3 separate regions of the Homo sapiens genome follow, and all the other regions are linked to region 1. Evidence: chromatin contacts called from ENCODE Hi-C or POLR2A ChIA-PET data. All regions are on one chromosome and are shown on one strand. Each heading gives the region's core, a stretch centred on a gene start or an enhancer-like site at or near the end of the contact. The rest is flanking DNA. Distances are from core to core; before and after follow the strand shown.

Evidence for each region. Hi-C counts contacts between places; a loop is a spot of excess contacts on that map. ChIA-PET counts read pairs that join two places held with the same protein, here RNA polymerase II (POLR2A). Pooled maps may share reads with other maps.
Region 2: a pooled map shows a loop between it and region 1 (4-fold over the local background). The contact joins two enhancer-like sites. A Hi-C loop is called at or near these places in 2 of 37 single-sample maps with no recorded cell type and 7 of 50 pooled maps.
Region 3: a map of naive thymus-derived CD4-positive, alpha-beta T cell shows a loop between it and region 1 (5-fold over the local background). The contact joins two enhancer-like sites. A Hi-C loop is called at or near these places in 1 of 168 maps with a recorded cell type or tissue (naive thymus-derived CD4-positive, alpha-beta T cell) and 5 of 50 pooled maps. POLR2A ChIA-PET finds 5 or more read pairs at or near these places in 2 of 52 experiments (A673 and naive thymus-derived CD4-positive, alpha-beta T cell).

Annotation. Positions count from the first base shown.
Region 1 is chr1:169,042,697-169,046,967 of GRCh38, forward strand. The region is part of intron 3 of LINC00970 (long intergenic non-protein coding RNA 970); the gene reads right to left. Among named protein-coding and RNA genes, the nearest start is that of LINC00970, 42 kb to the right of the region's middle. RefSeq lists enhancers at 1,663-1,922, 2,475-2,604. Within about 2 kb of position 1,820, at least 6 of the 41 ENCODE cell types and tissues checked have a DNase peak (open chromatin) inside an H3K27ac peak, as active enhancers do.
Region 2 is chr1:168,340,584-168,344,854 of GRCh38, forward strand. No RefSeq gene overlaps it. Among named protein-coding and RNA genes, the nearest start is that of MIR557, 33 kb to the right of the region's middle. Within about 2 kb of position 2,273, at least 9 of the 41 ENCODE cell types and tissues checked have a DNase peak (open chromatin) inside an H3K27ac peak, as active enhancers do.
Region 3 is chr1:168,437,682-168,441,952 of GRCh38, forward strand. The region is part of intron 4 of LOC125312414 (a long non-coding RNA gene); the gene reads right to left. Among named protein-coding and RNA genes, the nearest start is that of MIR557, 64 kb to the left of the region's middle. RefSeq lists a silencer at 2,258-2,407. Within about 2 kb of position 2,255, at least 3 of the 41 ENCODE cell types and tissues checked have a DNase peak (open chromatin) inside an H3K27ac peak, as active enhancers do.

The DNA.
Region 1 (4,271 bases), core at 570-3,069:
TGTATAACAGGAAGGCAATAATTCCTATGAGAGAATAGATATGAAAAGGATTTCTGAGCTTTAAAATTCTCTGAAGAGTCAATATTGTTATCAATAATTGGGAAGTCAATATATATAGATACAGAGCATTAGCTAATACATAGGTTACATAAAAGTGTATGATTTCTATCTCTGAAAATATGGTAAACCAGGGCTGCAGGGGAGAGGGGAAGGGGCAGGTTGCAGTGTTAAAAATAGTGGTCAGACAAGCACATGTATGTTAACTGCAGCACTATTCACAATAGCAAAGAAATGGAATCAATCTAGGTGCCCATCAATGATGGACTGGATAAAAAAAAAATGTGGTACATATACACCATGGAATACTATATAGCCACAAAAAAAGAATGAAATCATATCCTTGGCAGCAACATGGATGCAGCTAGAGGCCATTACCCTAAGCAAATTAACACAAGAACAGAAAACCAAATACCACATGTTCTCATTTATAAATGGGAGCTAAACATTGAGTACATATGGACACAAAGAAGGAAACAATAGACCCTGGGGCCTACTTGTGGGTGGAGGGTAGGAGGAGGGAGAGGATTGAAAAACTACCTATCAGGTACTATGCTGATTGCCTGGTTGACAAAATTATCTGTACACAAAACCCCTGTGACGTACAATTTACCCACGTAACAAACATGCACATGTACCCCCTGAACCTAAAATACAAGTTGGAAAGAAAAAAGAATAGTAGTCAGAATAGGTCTCATTAAGAAGGCAAGACTTGAGCACAGACTTGTGGGAGGTGAGAAAATATCTGTGGGAGGGGCCTCCTGAAAGAGGGAAAGGTTAAAGCCAAGACCCTACAATGGGAGCGGGCCTGAGTGTTGAGGAGTGGCTCCAGGCCAGTGTGGCTAGAGCAGCACAAAGTGTAAGGAAGAGTGGTGGGCAAAAACTCAAAAAGGAAACAGCAGTCAGGAGATGCACGGCCCTAGTGCGCAATGTAAGGGCTTTGACTTTTACTCTCAGTGAAAACTATGACAGGGTTTTAAGCAGAGGAATAACATGACCTGACTTATGTTTTAGAAGAATTACTTTGAGAATAAAATTTCCAGTGGCAAGTAGAGAAGCAGGCTAACCTAAGCAAAACCCACTACAGGGATCCAGGTGGCAGATAGTGGCTGAAAGCCAAATTAGAAAGAGTTTAAGAGAAAAAATGGCACAACTAAGAGATTAGCACAGCTCTTGACTACAAAGCTGCAAACACAAAATTCAGTGCAGGGCCTGGAGAGTGCTCATGTGAGTGAGGGGCCCTGATGCTTAAGCTTTGTCAGCATCTGTGCACACCCACCTCTGTACAAGCCAAGGCCCCTGGCCTGGTCAGTTGGGTGGATGGTGAGGTGCTTACCAAGTTGGGTACCCAGGAGTAGATAAGAGTTTGCAAGCAGGAAGAAGACAGATCATGCATTTCACTGTGAGATTTTTGAGATTCAGAGGTCAGTGCAACATCTAAGTGAAAATGGCCAGGCTCTTTCTGCTCCTAACAATACTGCCAAGAGCTATCAGGATGACCTTTCTAAAAGGCACATCTGATCAAGTCACTTTCCTGCTTAAAAACCTCAGTGCTTCCCTTTGCCCATATTCCTTTGAAAAGAAACAGTTTCTCACAGTCTAGCCCTGGCCTGTCTTTCCAACTATGTCTTCCTCCATTCCATGCCTGGCACACTGTTCCCTCTGACTTGCAACTCCCTCTGTCTACAGTGTCCTTCTCTAACTACTAAACTCCTCCTCTCCCTACACTGCCCTGATCTAATAACTTCTGTGAAACCACGTCCCCTCCTGCACCTTCTTCAAGGCAGGACTAACCACTTCCTCTCTGCTGACTTAAAGCCCTCTGTACACAGTTCCATGAAATCTGCACCCAGAAATGCGAACCCATAAGCCTGAGAGGCAGGGTTGACAGCGGAACAATTATGGGTTTTAGAATTAGATTAACCTGGGTTAAAACACACACACTTGCTTGCTGTATATAACTTTAAGCATGTTATTTAATTTCTCTAAGCTCAGCTTCTTATAAAGGTAATGCCTATTTTGTAGAATAGGTGTCAAGATTAAATGAGAAAATTTAAGTAAATCACCCCAGATAGGACCTGGCACACAATAGGTGTCCAAAAATTATCATTTCCCTCCAGACCCTGTTCCTCTTGGGCAGAAAATGTGTTTAATTTATATTCTATATGTCCCATTGTCACTGGTCACCCAGCACATAATAGATGCTTGATAGACATTAACCTGAATGAATGGACCCTGTCTTCTCAGAAACATTTACATATACGTTTTAGAAGTACATGGGTTCAGAGGTTAGGATAGAAATTCTAAAGTGGACCTTGGCATGTAAATCCCCTTGGGTCTAATATCAAACCAATTGCTTCCCCTTGGCAGCAGCAGCAGAGCCCTTCTGTGTCTCTGGGGAGCATTCAGCCATCCAGTCTGTGAAGATTTCTCTCATTGCTCTCCAGAGCTTCCGTTACATCGTGCTCTTCTCACTTCCTTCTCAGCTGTGCTCCCACTCCTCAGCCTTGTTTGTTCTGTTTTCCTCCGCCATTTTTCACCACACACCATATGGCCTTCCCTTGCCTGCCTTAAGCTTGGAACTTCACAGCCTTCTCCAGGCTTCCCCAGGGCAACCTGGGCCCTCTGGGCCTGCTGACCACCCCCTTTAACTAGCAGCCCTGCCCTGATGCCTACTTTGAAACCCAGCACTGTTCCTAAGGAGACGCAGGACACAGAGCCTTTTAGTAAATTCACTTCAGGGGCTGGTTCTGCCAGTTAACTATGAGCCTAGAGTGTTTTGAACAGGTGGTGATCTTCCAAACACAATGTGATCGTGTGTTTAATCTTAGAATCATGAGAGGCTAGTAGGGCAGATACAGAAAAACACAATTTTACCTATTTGTTTCAACCTCCTCCAGCATCCAGTGAGGCAGCCTCCTGGTGCAGAGGATCCTTGACAAGCTCTGGAGTCTCGTGGACACAAGTTTGTGTCCCAGCTCTGTGTCTCCCTAGCGGTATTGTATGTATGCTTCTCAAGTTCTCTAAACCTTAGTTTCTTCATTTGTGAAACTAAGATAACAATACCTGCCACACAGAGTTATTAGTTGATATCATGCGTTTATTTGTTATCTAGCAATACATAACAAATCAGCCCAAAACTTAGTGCCTTGCAAGAGCAATGCTGTTTATTAGCTCTTGTGGGTTTTGTAGGCCAGGAATTTGAGAGCAGCTGAGCTGAGCTAGTCTGAATCGGGGTCTCCCAGGTGATTGAGGCAGACTGGTCAGTGGCTAGAGCTGGGGTCAATTTCAAGGCTTCTTCATTCACAGGTCTTGTTCCCATGCTGGGAAGACAAATAGCTGGAGCAGGGGCTGGAGCAGCTGTGGCTCCCCAGGCACCTCCCTCTATCCCTTTGGGACCCACCACATGGTCCTTCTGCATGGTCCCTTCAAGGTCTCCAGATTTCTTATGAGGTAGCTCAGGGCTCCAAAGGCATGTATCTCACTTGAGAGAGAAACAGGTGAAACCATATCCTCTTTTCTGGCCTGGCTGGAAAGTCACACAGTGACATCACTTCCATTGCCTTCTATTTATTAGAAGCAAATCACTACCACCAGACTGTATTCTAGGAGAGCAGAATTAGACCGCTCCTTTTATTTGAAATAGTGCCGAAAATTTGTGGACATGCTTTAAAAACACCATAGTATGTGTGATGCCCAGTCCTCAATAAGTAGCATCAATTTTTTTTATGTATCAGGTGAGTTGAAAAATAAGACAAAAAAATGCCTCTGTGCCCTATCATTCCTATCTTCACTCTCCACAAACACACTCACCATGAAACAAGGTGAAAGCACTTAGCAATGTAGGCAAAGGTAAAAAGGAAGCATAAAAAGGGGAGGCAAAAACAATGATCGTTGACATTTATTGAACACTTGCTCTGTGGCAAGCCCAGTGTTATATGCCTTACGTACATTATCTATTTTAATCCTCAGAATGATACCAGGGGTTTATCATTAACCTCCTTTTATGGAGAATTCTAGAGTCTACCAATATTACATGCATTATCCAGGATTAGACAGTTTAGTAAAGACATAACAAGGAGTGGAACACAGGCGAGCTGACTCCAGAGCCCTTGTGCCCAACCGCTGTGCACACTACTGAGATCATTTCAGCTGAGATAAGCAGCTGGGAAACCTTTGGCTTAACTTTTCCCTCCCTTGGAAATACCAATTTG
Region 2 (4,271 bases), core at 1,023-3,522, 700 kb before region 1:
AATCAGAGACATTTAAATGACAAACCAGGAAAATACATTCTGAGTTTAAATCTAGAAATCTTCTCTACTGACTGCTCTCTGGACCCAGAGACTAAGTTGATAGCTTGTTCTACCCATTAACCTTTGTTTTTATTTTGTTCATTTTAGTTGATCTGGTTAATGGGGGCATTGGCTAAGGAGCATACTCCAGTGTCTTGGTATTATCCTCTTATAGTCCTCATTGCAATCTCCCTGGTCCTGGTGCATTGTATTCTTTCAAGGGTATTAAATGTATATCTGTAGCCATTAAAGGTATGAGAGAAGGTCTCACTGTGGTTAGGGTGACAAAAATGGGTGAACAACAAAAGGAATATTTCTTCCAGGAGCCTGATGTTGTGACTCAGGAGTTTTGTGCTGAGAAGAAGAAAAACCAGCCATGATCATGACAGGGAGTGGTGTTTATGGCCATGTTGTGGTCAATCTATCATAACAAGAGGCTGATAGGTGAGGAATTGCTAAAATATTTTTTTAAATTGGGAGGTCATGTATAATAATTAAAAAATATATATATAAATTGGGAGGTCATTAGGCTGGAATGGCTCCTGGGCTTTAAGTTCCCACTAAGCAAACCAAATCCCAGCATAAAACAGTGAAATGAAACTAGCGCCTTTATCAGTCAGAAACCACCAACAGAAGTTAGTTTGTGGTTGCTGACTGGTAAAGACTCTAGTCGATATTGAAATACGTTTTCTTTGCCTTCCTTCTGCATTTAGCCCATAAACTTGCTGTCCAAGCTGCTGCAGCAGTCTTCTGAACTGCTTCTGGTTCTGAGTGCTGCCCAACTCATGAGTTGTTCTTTGGACAAATAAACTCTGTTAAATTTATTTTGTCTAAAGTTTTTCTTTTAACAGCTCTAAGCCTTGTCCTCTTTTCCCATGACAACCCTTCACATGTTTGAATATAGCTCTTCAGTTTCTCCCTAGGCCTTCCATTCTTCTACTGCAAACATTGTCAGCAGCTTTGAATTTTCCTCATATGCCGTGATTTCTAAAACTTTCATCAGTTCCCTTTCCTTTTCTGCTGTGGCAGGCAGAATAGAATGGAGATCTGTAGACATGACCCCACCATGGCATATTCAGTAGAGCTCCCATCTTTCCTGCTCCCAACACTGCCTTTCTCTTTCAGCACTGCCTAAGACTGCTTTGTCATTTTTGGCAGCCACATTGGGTTACTAAAATGCCTGGGGCTTCCCACATGAACTGCTATTAAGCCAAGTTTCAACATCCTGTATTTGTATGGTTAACTTAAAAAAATATATATTTCCAGGACTTTAGTCTTAACTCATAATATAAGCCCGTTAAATTACTTTTGAATGACTTCTGCCATGTAACGCATTACCAAACCTTTCAAGCCTATATCTTCTAAAATTTGATAAGCATGTGTCAGAGTCTTCACATTGACAGAAATATTCCACAGACACAGATGAGCACTGAGAGCTGTAACTACCAAAAATCCTAGAAAAGAGGGATAACTTCCACATTAACTCTTAGTTAACTAGAAAATTGAATTAATCAGGCTGCCCAGTCCCCGATCCTTCTAATTAACTAAAGTTCACAGCATTATCATTATTAAAAGTGTGAAGAAGTCTTGTATGAATGTCCCCACTTTGGGCATACGTAATACATAGCAGGTGCTATTAGAGGTTCAAGCTTGCAGAGGAATCACAAACAGCCATCAGACGTAACTTTAGTTAAATAAGCTGAAGCTATTTTTCCTAAGTGTTTATTTCTAGTTGGTTCACAGGGTCCTCTCCATCCCTACTTACGGGAGGCCATTCACATCACTTTGATGGTTTGCATAACCTGGAGATTTCAGAGCTTGGATATTAAAACCTCTTTTTCTCCTTCAAGTCTTGGTTTTAGTCCTCAGAGCTCTCTGCAGGGGAATGAGGACCCCAGAGAAAGTCACATTGCTTACATTTTCCTGCTTCCCCCTCTGTCTCTCCATTTATTCCTTAGGGGAGAATATCGTATTGGGGGAGGAGCGCAGGAAAAGTCACCCAAAAGCCATGGGAAAGGTTGTGGAAATGGGGAGTGCTGGTCCCACCCCTTTCGTCCTGGTGATGGGGTGGGACGGCAGGCGCCAGCCTCCGTTTTTCTGCCCGTGGGTATGTGTGGTTGACCTCCTTAAATCAGAGCCAAGCGCGTGACCCAGAACTCTGCACAATCACCCACGCCCACGGCAAAGCAGATGAGGCTCTAGAGCTTGCAAGTCTTTATCTAGGGAACTGCGTCATCCTCCTCGGTCGGACACCAGGTGGCAGCAAAGCTCCAACTCATCAGTCACCCCACCCTCCGTCCAGGCCGTCTTCTGACGCAGAACTTAAAAAAGATACTGCAGATTTTCCTTCTAAGGAAGGAGCTACCCATACAAAACTAGCAGCTTTAGAGAGAGCCATAGCTAAAACTGAAACGTCGTCAGGATAAAAGCTGCCTTCTGAGTAGGACAGGCAAAACACCAAAAACAAAGTTCAAAACCAAATAATCATTTACGAAGCTTCTTGAGGAGGGTATAATGCAATTTTGGTCCTGGTGCAAAGAAATAAATTTGGTTCTGTAAGCAAAAAAATAAATTTTGGTATATAAATGTAGGGGATTCATTATTAACTGAATCTTATTCTTTAGTCGAAGAAGGTTTCCTGAAGAAGGAGGGGTGTCAGGCAATTTTTTAAATACCAGAAAGCTGAGCCTAAGATGCACTTATGAGGGTTAAGTGGTCCATTGAAATAAATATATTTGCTTACAGTATAAAGGATTTTATACTGCAGTTTTGGTAGAGTTGTCTGACCTGACACCTCGATATTAGAGGTGTATGAAAAGAGACAAAGCTTGTGGTTTTCTGAGGCCCCCCTGCTACCTGCTTGGCAGTGAAAATGTGAAGGTTTCATAATAAGTTGTTGGCTCTGGAGGAGATGGTTCTACATGTTTTACTGGTGTCCAAGGTCTACCGATGACTCTAGGGCCTGCAGTACTAATGAGCATCTCGTAGACAGTATATGGACCTCAGGCAGATGTTAAGATAGGGCCAGCCGAGGAGCTTTCTAATTGAGGAGGATTTACTCAGAAGGAAGAGTCCATCTGTGTTCTTTGAGCGTTTTGGAGAGTGGATGATCGAGCCCACTGTGTAACACAGCCCTGTTGTATTGCTGCCTCCTAGAGGAAGGACAAGGACAAGTGGGGGACAGAGGAGGCAGTGAAAACAGGAGTGGATCATTAGGGCCCAGAACACCTGAGTCCTGTCTCTCTAGGAAAAGCCAAGGTATCATGAGACCTCTGGTTGTTAGAATGTCGTAAGCCCACCCCACCATCCCTGCTCCCCACTCCCTCTCACATGCACTGCTGCTTCAAAAGGATTTTTTTTTGAGTGCTGCCAAAGTCCTTTAAGAAGCCAATCTATTTCATCTGAGACTGTTACGCTTGCAAAAGTGATCTTGCTGAAGATGAGCTTTTCAGCTTGCTTGTTAGCTACTTAGGTAGCTCTAGAGACCCCCAGGAGATGATACAAAAGGCCAAGGAGAGGAAGCCAGAATCAGAGCAAGCGTGAGAGCCCCCATGAGATACGTTGTCTTTTTCTGTCTGTCATCTAAGCAGCCCTGAATTCCAAGGGTAGTAGAGATTTGTAAGTATGTAGAGGATAAGAATCCTGATTTTGCCATCTGTGGGCTCTGAGTTGACATCCTCACGTTTCAGGGTCTTCATGTGACTCACAGTGAAACAGGGAACTTGGTCTATGTACTCAATGTCTTCTCATACCCCTCTTCTTCTCTTAGTAGCCTGGGTGATGGAATGAGACACATCTACTTGCTGTCCTGGGTCAATGGACTACTTACCCCTCATAAGTGCTTCTTAGGCTCAACTTTCTGGTATTTAAAAATTGCCTGACATCCCTCCTTCTTCAGGAAACCTTCTTTGACTAAAGAGTAAGATTCAGTTAATAATGAATCCCCTACATTTACGCACCAAAATTTATTTCTTTGCTTACAGTATAAATGATTTCCTGGTAAATCTGTGTGTTTATGCTAGGTTTGCTCATAGTTTGCATTTTCTCTATGCTTCCAAGTTTGCTGTGCTGTGTCCTAGATTTCTGTTTGCCAGAGGGCATGCAAATGAGGAGGTTGCCAGGATGAATGTTAAGTAAATCGATGTATAAAACATAATGTCCAAAAATATGGGCATGGTGCTTTATAGCTTACAGATATTTCACATATTTTACCGAATTTGACCTTTGCCCTA
Region 3 (4,271 bases), core at 1,005-3,504, 600 kb before region 1:
TCCAAGATGCCAATCTAGTTGGCATCAGCATTTTATACATGGCTTTCTTAGCCCATTTAGGGTGTGAATGGGTTCTTCGGTGACATTGGGTGGAGAAAAATAGACCTACCTTCCCTAACTGTCTCCAGGTGGCTCACCTGCTAACCTGCTTCTCAGAAAGACCCCCTTTTTCACCTCCCTGCTCACTACCAGCTGCCTGGCGAATGGACGTCCTCAATGCTTGGTAAGGGAGAAGGTTCTGCTGCCTCAGCACAGGGTGGGTTGGGCATGAGAGTGAGTAATGGAATGTCCCCAAGAAATCCACCCTCCCTGCCAAATGTGCGTGCCAACTTACACCTACGGAGAGTCTGGTTGCCTTTGCTTGTTCATCAGAAGAAAATAAGATGAACCCTGAAGGGAGATGCTGTTGGCAGGACAACCACCATGGCAGGCGTGGACTTCCCACAGGGCCTCTCAGTGCTAGGGGCTGGGGAGAGCAGTGCTGTCCTCAGGCAACCGACCTAGGACCTGCTACAGAAAGCCTCCTCTACTTGCTGGATTTACAACCCCAAGCAATTACTGCAAGTTGGGATAGCACAGGAGTGCAAGAGGCCTTCAGCACAGGCAGCCTGCAAGGAGAATGGAAGGCAAAGGGGTGGATTAATGGAGCCGAAGTCAGCCAGGACAGCAGGACTGGCCCCGTTCTCTAATGAGAGAGGTGGCCCAGATGCCTGTGGACAAAGCTCCGTGGATGGGACCTGGAAGCAGAATGGAAGGCCTGGGTTTTGCTTTATGGCCACCTTTTTTTTGAAGTGAAATGATGAGATCTCTGGACTCTTCTCTTTCTCTCCCCCCGCATCTTTTCAAGGCATCTTTCCTCCTGGTACTCACTGGCACATCCCCCACAGTATTACTCCTTATACTTCAGCTGAGCCCCTGCTACTTTCCTTGAAGATTTTTGTCCTTTATGTTCTATTCTCTTGTCATCAGGTTTGTTTTATGAAATAAATTACCTAATGAATTAAATAACCATCGACCATGGACTTAATTTTTGCTATATACCACTCTGGGGATTAAATGACCTCATTTAATCCTCAAATAAGGATTTTCCTATGAGTAAACACTTTTATTCTGGCCATTTTACAGATGAGGAGGATGAGGCAGACTGGTTATGTGACGGTCTGTGGCTGTGGAGCCTCCTCTGGTGGAAATCGTGGCACTGGTTTTCCTGTCCTTAGGCTGTAAAGTTGCAGCTCCACTCTCAAGTTTCTTTTTTTGGGGGTGGGATGAGAGCAAAGATAAGTAGAGTTCACAATTGAGTATTTTCTTTTGTTTCAGGAGATAATCATTCAGAAAAATCTCAGGAAACTTTGTCAATTGCAAAAACTGTTGTATTTGTTATCTCATCTGTTTGCTGGTAGTGATTAGAAATAAAACTTTTGAAATATTAAGGGCTGATGTAATTTTTTTGGGGGGGTGTTGAACAGGAAAGAAGATACTAAGCGAGAAACCAGAGAGCTTGTGTCCTTTTCAGTCATTCTTGGGGAAACAGGACCCCTAAGAGAGCAGTAGATGATGACAGCTTTAAAAAGACCAGGAGAGTGGATTTGATTTCTGAGGCCCTTGAGAAGAAATAGGGCATGGGGAGCTAAGTCCCCAGATGCTTAACTAGCAGGAAGTCCTCCAAAAGGCTGCAAGAATTAATCAGGTATTGGCCTCCTTTCAAGAGACTTGGGTTCTAATAGGGGAGCTAACATTTGAACATATACAGCTATACTACAAAGGATAATGTGGAAGAGAGAGGGGACTGTAGCTGGGATCATAGTGGGTGAGATCAGCAAAGCAGTAGTGAAGAAAACTCTGTTGCAAAATTTCTACTGCGGGCAAAGAGAAAGAAATCTGAAATGCATAAATTCGATCCAGCCTTTACTTGGCGTGGGAGAAGTCTGTGTTGGGTCTAGAACGGGGCCGCTGTGTGACCTTGAGCATGTCTCTTTACATTCAGATCCTCAGCTGAACGACAAGCCTCTAAGGCTTCCATCTGTTCTAAGCTGGAGGGGAGAAATGAAACTGTAAGAAAGGAGAAGGATGCGTGCTGCAGGGCTTGTCCAGGGTTTTCCTGGGAGAGTCACTGGTTCACAGTGTGACATGGGGTATCGGTACGAATTTCATAGGTGCCATTTTCTCCCCTCGCTGTGGAGAGCGGATCTCTTTAGGCACTGAGCCGCTTAGAACATCACTGCGGTTTTCAAAGAAATATGGTCTTGCAGTCCAGAGACAGGAGGTGGCGCTCTTTCTCCTGAAACAGATTGATGTCTGCAGCTTGGCTTGCAGACTGTGCGGGGGATGCAAACTGAATAAGATCTCTGCAGTCTGAAGGCATCCAAGGAGACCTGGGCAAAATGGCTGGTCAGGACTGCCTGCCAAGTATAACTATTCCCTCACTTGAATGCGCCCTAGAGGCGCCAGCTGTGCTTGGGCTGCAGCACCGACCAAGGTGAACACACACAGCCTCCTTTCCACAATTTTACCGTTAAGTTGCTGCATTTGCAAAGGAAAATCTTCATTGTCACAAATGATGACTGTATCTGTCTGGGCTTTAGATTGTGATAGGGAAGAGCCTCTCCATCTCTTTTGTATGATAAGTATACTTATCACTTATTACATGGGAAGGTGAGCGGTCCAGGGTCCTCCCTGCCATTTTAGGTGAGACAGCATCCCAGGAGAATGAAGAAAAAAAAAAAAAAGGAAAAAAAAAAAAGCAGGATCTGGGAGAATGTCTTACCTGGAGGACCTGGCTTTTACCTGGGAGATGTTGCAACTTCTCAGTGAGGAAAAACCTGACATTAGCTCTCCTTTGAAGACATTAAAGAAAAGCAAAAACAAAACAAAACAAAAACAAACGAACAAACAAGAAAACAAAACCAAACAATTTCATAATGAAGTGAAAAGATCACTGGATTGGAATTCAGGAGTCTAGTAAGGCCACTTACTGGCTGTGAGACTTAGTCAGGTCACTTACCTCTGGTCCTCAGTCTCACTTTGATTTTCAGTAGTTATTGATTACTACTGAAAATCAAAGTGAGAAAATTACTACTATTGATTCAGTAGTTATTGATTAATATCTCTTCCAGCACCACATTACATAGCATGTATATGTGTGTGTGTGTGTGTGTGTGTGTGTGTGTGAGAGAGAGAGAGAGAGAGTGAAGAGAGAGAGAAGAGAGGCAGGCTATCAAATAGAATAGCTTTTGGGGGGAAATTTGTATAAGGCAAGACAGAAACATACATTATTGGGGACTGAGGAAAGCCTTTCACTTTAATTTCCATTTCAATCATTGAAGCTCATAGTGACCATGCCCAGTGAAAAAGCCATGCCATTTTCTTCTTCTGGGAACTGAGATAGATCCCTCAGAAGTATCACAATCAATATATACATATGTACCTATGATCTCCATTCAGTTGCTAGAACGGCTGTGTGCCTTCCATCGAAGCCTCTCTTCTGGCTTCTGAGGTGGGGGGCAACTTCAACAAATCAGGTTCCAATGGGGAGAGAGAGGGAGCTCTTCCTTTGCTCCTGGGGCACTGGAAGCATGTGGTAGAGGTGAGGAGGGAGGAATCATGGTGGGGGCAGGAGGTGGTGTTCCAGGGACATGGGAGGAAACTGCAGTATTGCACTCCTACTTGATGGGCTTGGCCATTCATCAGCCATCACCAGCTGTCAACATGAACTGAGAACCTCCTGTGTGCAGGCTAGGCACTGGGGATGCCTCTGGAACCCCACGCAGTCTTTGCTGTCAAGGAGCTCACTGTCTCATCAAAAGAGAATAGATAGAGTCTGTTTTCCCTTTAGCCTGAACAAGCACATTTAGGCCCTAAGGGCTCAGAGGGCTCTCCTTCCCAATCTTCCTACCCCCTTGCCCAAGGTTTGGCTAGACACAGTCAGTAATAAAAAGGATGCTTTTCAGACCAATGGATGCAGCTTTGCATGTGCTTTGCCCAGTATGCAGATGGCTGCCAGGCCGCCCTATTGAGGATTCTGTTTGCGGGAATGTGCTCTGTTTCCTTAACTGTAGGCTTTGGGGACCAGAAGTGGCCAGGGGCTTAAAGGCAGCTGAAGTGAAGCAGCTCTTCTGCACACTCATCAGCATCAGGCTTCAAGCTGCAGTGAGGCATGGACCTGAGATAACTGCAGTGCCCCAGGTGGGATGCTGCAGTGTCCTTGGGAATACCCGTGGCTGCTGCAGGACACACTGAGCACAGTGGGCCACGGTTGGGTCTGAGCTGCCAGC